Linked DNA regions of Homo sapiens: region 2 is linked to region 1. Evidence: chromatin loops called from intact Hi-C (ENCODE). Cell type or tissue: ascending aorta. All regions are shown on one strand. Each heading gives the region's core, and the rest is flanking DNA. Links, peaks and the distances in the headings are about the cores only.

Region 1 (2,920 bases), core at 100-2,599:
ACACATTTAGACTCTGCAGCTGGCGTGAAAATAGTGCTGCATGGTCTGGTTCTTGTCCTCACCATATTCTGTCAAAGTACATAATTTGCAAGTCATGCCCATGGGGACATCTGGACTCTGTCATTGCCCCCAGGACCTATGCCAGTCTGGACCAGCTGTCGGAGTTAAAGAATCTCAGAATTAAAGTACAGTTTAGCTGACCAAATTGATAGAAATGAAAATGGATCATATAATATTACTGTTACCCAAACATATTGAAGCTTCCCTGTGTGACAATCCCTTGAAGAATGACTACGCATTCATTCTCTCATTTAGTAATCACAACACTCCCATAGGAAAGAAAATATGTAAGTTTTATATATAAAAACAATGAGCCAGGCCAGGCGCAGTGGCTCACGCCTATAATCCCAGCACTTTGGGCAGCTGAGGTGGGTGGATCATTTGAGGTCAGGAGTTCAAGACCAGCCTGGCCAACATGGTGAAACCCCGTCTCCACTAAAAATACAAAAATTAGCTGGGTGTGGTGGAACATGCCTGTAATCCCAGTTTACTCAGGAGGCTGAGGCAGGAAAATCGCTTCAACCAGGGAGGCAGAGGTTGCAATGAGCTGAGATCACACCACTGCACTCCAGGCTGGGCGACAGAGCAAGACTCCGTCTCAAAAAAAAAAAATTAAAAAAAAATTAGCCGAGCGTGGTGGCGCATGCCTGTAATCCCAGCTACTTGGGAGGCTGAGGCAGGAGAATCACTTGAACCTGGGAGGCAGAGGTTGCAGTGAGCCGAAGTTGTGCCACTGCACACTCCAGCCTGGATGACAGAGTGAGGCTCTGTCTCAAAAAACAAACAGACAAACAAAAAACAATGAATGATTTGTCCAACAATTCACAGGGTAATATGAAAACTTTCCTTTAGTCAGTGTTCCAGCTCCCTACTTTCTCTGCAGATATTGTCCTTTTGCTGTTATTTATAGTCCCCCTCCTTGCTCTGGTATGGTCTTATCCTGGCTGAGTGGGTGTTGAATGAAAGAAATAGGAAGATATAATTTTGGAGAATCCACCCTTTGCCAAGGACTACATCAAGTAACCAGGTACTTATAATACTTCTCTCAAGTAGTTTCTCACAAGACTAAATATCACCATCTCCTTTTTACAGATGAGGACAAGGACACTCAGCGAAGTGCACAAAGGACACTTGCAAGTGAGAGAACCTTGGACTCCATGCCATGATCTTCCTACCACCCAGGAGAGCAAGTTAATAAGAACATTAAAATGGTCAAATAGGCCGAGCATGGTGGTTCATGCCTATAATCCCAGCACTTTTGGAGGCTGAGGCCGGAGGATTGCTTGAACCCAGTAATTCGAGACCAGCCTGGAAAACAAAGACAGACCCCGTCTCTACAAAATATATAAAAATTATCCTGCCATGCTGGACTGTACCTGTAGTCCCATACTCTGGAGGCTGAGGTAGCAGGATTGCTTGAGCACATGAGGTTGAAGCTGCAGCAGGCCAAAGTTGCACCACTGCACTCTAGCCTAGGTTGACAGAGTGACAGCCCATCTAAAAAAAAAAAAGAAAAAAAAAAAAGTTAAATAGTAAGCCAAATCAAGGGCCTGGGTGATTCACCAGTTGGATGATATATCCTACAAAAATGTGGCAGCCTGTTCCCACTCAGCTTCTCTCTGTCAGAGGGTGAAACAAAAAAGGAACTAGAATATGGTAAAAAGCAAAAGTTAGAAAAGGTGTTGATCCTCTCGAAGCTCCTAGACCATAGGGAGGGCTTAACTTGTTTGAACTAAACCTTTGATTCACTGGTTGACTCATTCCATCATTCATGTTTATTGCTTGCTTTGTACCAGGCACCATATTAGGCATGAAGATATGAGCACGTTAAGAATACTGTGCCTGGCCCAAAGTGGAAAATCACGTACTATTTATGGAAGAAAGGAAAGAATTCAAGAAAAGAGAATATGAGTGAGACTCAATCCCTGTCTTCAAAGAGCTCAAAGTCTAGTAACCACCTAAAAATGAAACAGACACTGCCTAATAGCAACTACAATTACTAGATGTCAGGTTTGATAATGAGCTAGGAAGGAAAAAGAAAAAAAAGGAATATCATGCAAGATTCCCCAGAGGAAGTGAAGGGACTTTCAAGTTGAAATCTGAGAGATATTTTGGAGTTGAACCTAAGTGGGAAGTCACAGGAACAAAGATGTTCTAGCCAAAACTATGCAAAGGTCCAAGGTGCTGGGACCTCATTAAGGATTCAGGTATTTCAGAGAGACTCCAATATTGATTTTGGGCTTCTCTGTGGGAATGCACATGACTGTATTAGTGGGGTAGGAAGAGATGTGTTGAGAGATATGCCTGGAGAAACTATCAGAGGCTAGGATTTAAAGATTCTCTAAAGAGAGTCTAAAAAAGTAGATGTCTCAGAAGAGCATAAAGCAATGGAAGGATTTTCAGCAGAAGTGAAATATCTTTATAGTTGTCTGCTATGCATAGAATGGATTGGAGCAGCTGAGACTGAGGGCAGAGAGGCAAGATAAGAGGATACTGCCATAATCCAGGTGAGAAACACTGCCAACCTAAGAAAAGGTAATTTCAACTTCAAAAGATTCACAGTCCAAAATGGACAATTGTAGATTATTACAAATATTCTGAAGACAGAGGCATAAGAATCAGATGCAAGAATTAATCAGGTACAGTCCGTGATTGTATACCCAACTTTAATTTTCTCCAATAGAATAACTACAACAATAAAAATTTCTTTTATTTACTTTACATAAATCTTATAAATGACAATGTGTTCCCACTTGTCTTAAAGCCAATGTCTACTTTACAGTAGATGTTCAGTAAGTAAAGGCTCTCACTGAATTCCCCCAGTAGTCCTTTAAGGTAAGCAGGAGAGCTATGATCAGCA
Region 2 (2,920 bases), core at 297-2,796, 95 kb after region 1:
TATGAGCACTTTATCATTCAGGTGCAGGAGGCCAACAAGGTGGAGGCAGCTCGGAACCTCACCGTGCCTGGCAGCCTTCGGGCTGTGGACATACCGGGCCTCAAGGCTGCTACGCCTTATACAGTCTCCATCTATGGGGTGATCCAGGGCTATAGAACACCAGTGCTCTCTGCTGAGGCCTCCACAGGTATCTCTTTCCTTTCTATTTATAGCTTCTGTTTTTCCCAGCAGGAAACTGCCCATGAATAATCAGACACGACTAGCTTTGGAATGGACTTGTTCTGCCACTACTTATGTCTATGGGGTCTAATTGTGACACGAGGCCATCACGCTACAGAACCCCAAGGCAACTTTTAATACTTCACTCCACATGAATGACACCCTTGGGAGTTGTACAGAGCTCAACCTGCAGGACTAAACACACAGCTCCCATGCAGAGGGCCTTTAGCTCCATAAACAGCCTCCCTCCTGTTAAAGGACGTTAAGGCACTATATATGAAAGGGAAAGAAAATCACAAAATTCTCTCATCTACTGAGGGTTAAGGCAATTCTTTAAGATTTAAAAAACAAACAAAAACAAATATTTTCCTGCACTTTCCTCTCTTTGCTCCATTTCTAAAATTTAAAGAGTTGCATGATGCATGTTTATCTAAAGAAAGTCACATTTTTTCAGTAATATTATTATTCAGCTTATTCTTGTGTTAAAGATTCCCTGGATCTTGTTGTGTGATTTGATCACTAAACTAGTTCTTTGTCCTTCTCCAGGGGAAACTCCCAATTTGGGAGAGGTCGTGGTGGCCGAGGTGGGCTGGGATGCCCTCAAACTCAACTGGACTGCTCCAGAAGGGGCCTATGAGTACTTTTTCATTCAGGTGCAGGAGGCTGACACAGTAGAGGCAGCCCAGAACCTCACCGTCCCAGGAGGACTGAGGTCCACAGACCTGCCTGGGCTCAAAGCAGCCACTCATTATACCATCACCATCCGCGGGGTCACTCAGGACTTCAGCACAACCCCTCTCTCTGTTGAAGTCTTGACAGGTATTCTAGACGAATTCACTAATTCACTTCCTCCCCTTTGTCTCTGCTCGGGAGGAATCAAAGCACTTTCTTGCTTTAAACTGGGATCAGCTCCTACCACATTGGGGAAATACCAGTGAATCATCTCTGCTTCTTCCTAAATGTCACATCCCTTATTTGGCTAAGTCCTAGTTGTAGCCCAGTTCCATGGAAAATTCCACCTACTCCTCCTTTAAAAAAGTGAGAGGTGGCTTTTCTTTCAAAGTAAGTTTCAGTCACAATATCTAAAAAGTTGGAAAGCCCAACCTGTAAATGAAGAAAAAATAGCTCTGAGCTCATGAGCTCATTTTAAGAACACCAAAGGACTCCCCATAGCCCTATTTGTATGTCAAGAATAGAAATTGTGAACAATTCCTAAAACTACTTTTCATTCCCAAAAGCTGAATAGAAAAACCCTGGCTTTAGTGCCAACAGTTTGAGTGTGCTCAACACCTGCTGTAAATCATGCATCTATAATCAACACTAACCAGACAACTCATCCCAACCTTAGCCAAAATGCCATCTCACCTGAATCCCAGCGTGCAATTGCCTTTTTAAGTAACTCAGCAACTCTGTGTCCTTATGCAGAGGAGGTTCCAGATATGGGAAACCTCACAGTGACCGAGGTTAGCTGGGATGCTCTCAGACTGAACTGGACCACGCCAGATGGAACCTATGACCAGTTTACTATTCAGGTCCAGGAGGCTGACCAGGTGGAAGAGGCTCACAATCTCACGGTTCCTGGCAGCCTGCGTTCCATGGAAATCCCAGGCCTCAGGGCTGGCACTCCTTACACAGTCACCCTGCACGGCGAGGTCAGGGGCCACAGCACTCGACCCCTTGCTGTAGAGGTCGTCACAGGTATATGACCCTCCTCCCAGACTGGAGACATGATAGGAGCCAGCATGTCATTGAAATAGAGAAAATTCACCCGTGTGGCAGAATCCTACCCCAATGTTGTTGACAGACAGCGTGAATCTCTAACTCAGGAAGGTCTGTGTTGGAATTCCACCTCACTAGCTAAATATTCTTGGGACTATATGTGTATGTATATATATAGATACACATATATACACACACACAAATATATACTTATATATATAGTGTGTGTGTGTATATATATATATGTGTGTGTGTATATATAGATATATACTTTTTTTTTTTTTTTTGAGTCAGGGTCTCATTCTTTTGCCCAGGCTAGAATGCAATGGTGTGACCATGGCTCACTGCAGCCTCGAACTCCTAGACTCAAGTGATTCTCCTGCCTCAGCCTCTACAGTAGCTGGAACCACAGGTGTGAGCCACCACACTCAGCTAAGTTTTTTGTATTTTTTGTAGAGATGGAGTTTCACCATTTTGCCCAGCCTGGTCTCAAACTCCCGGGCTCAAGCCATCTTCTCACCTTGGCCTCCCAAAGTGCTGGGATTACAGGCATGAGCCAGCGTGCCCTACCTCTATTCTTGGGTATATTTCTTTACATCCCTGAGCCTCCTTTTTGTATCTTTAAATCAGCAATGAACCCTACTTCAGGAAACTGTCGTGAGCAATAAATAAGTTAATGAATGTCAGTGCTTAGTAAAGCGCCCATCACGTAGTAAATACTGAATAGCAAATAGCTAAATTTATCATACAGCAACAGAGTCATGATTTTTAAAATAGCACAAACGTTAGGGCTGTGGCACAAAAATAAGATCAGAACTTTCTAGAAAAACCTTATTACTAGCCTCAGAGCCACCAACTAACACCCACCTGATAGGCAGATCTCTACATAATAACCTTTAGAAATGATGCAGTTAGCTTCTGCTGAAACTATCTAGGACTCTCTCCTCAACAGATACAAAAAGCAGGGACATTTCCAAGAAAG

Evidence for each region. Peaks named below come from ENCODE experiments on the same cell type or tissue, not always from the same donor. Only the 100,000 strongest peaks of a DNase experiment are listed, where the experiment ranks them.
Region 2: a loop joins it to region 1, with 9 times the contacts of the local background. A loop is called at or near these places in 3 of 110 quality-filtered maps.

What each region holds. Positions count from the first base shown.
Region 1 is chr9:115,156,232-115,159,151 of GRCh38, reverse strand. All of the region lies in intron 1 of DELEC1 (deleted in esophageal cancer 1), which reads right to left. It overlaps LOC124902257 (a long non-coding RNA gene), which reads right to left and starts at 1,758. Exons shown (of 2, transcript XR_007061748.1): 1 at 1,437-1,758. In ascending aorta, for the core only: no CTCF peak of the experiment used is centred there; a DNase peak (open chromatin) is centred at 1,561; H3K27ac peaks cover 2,500 bases.
Region 2 is chr9:115,061,914-115,064,833 of GRCh38, reverse strand. TNC (tenascin C) reads left to right here. Exons shown (of 28, transcript NM_002160.4): 11 at 1-187; 12 at 766-1,038; 13 at 1,645-1,917. Among named protein-coding and RNA genes, the nearest start is that of TNC, 55 kb to the left of the region's middle. RefSeq lists enhancers at 1-112, 472-1,671. In ascending aorta, for the core only: no CTCF peak of the experiment used is centred there; no DNase peak of the experiment used is centred there; H3K27ac peaks cover 1,676 bases.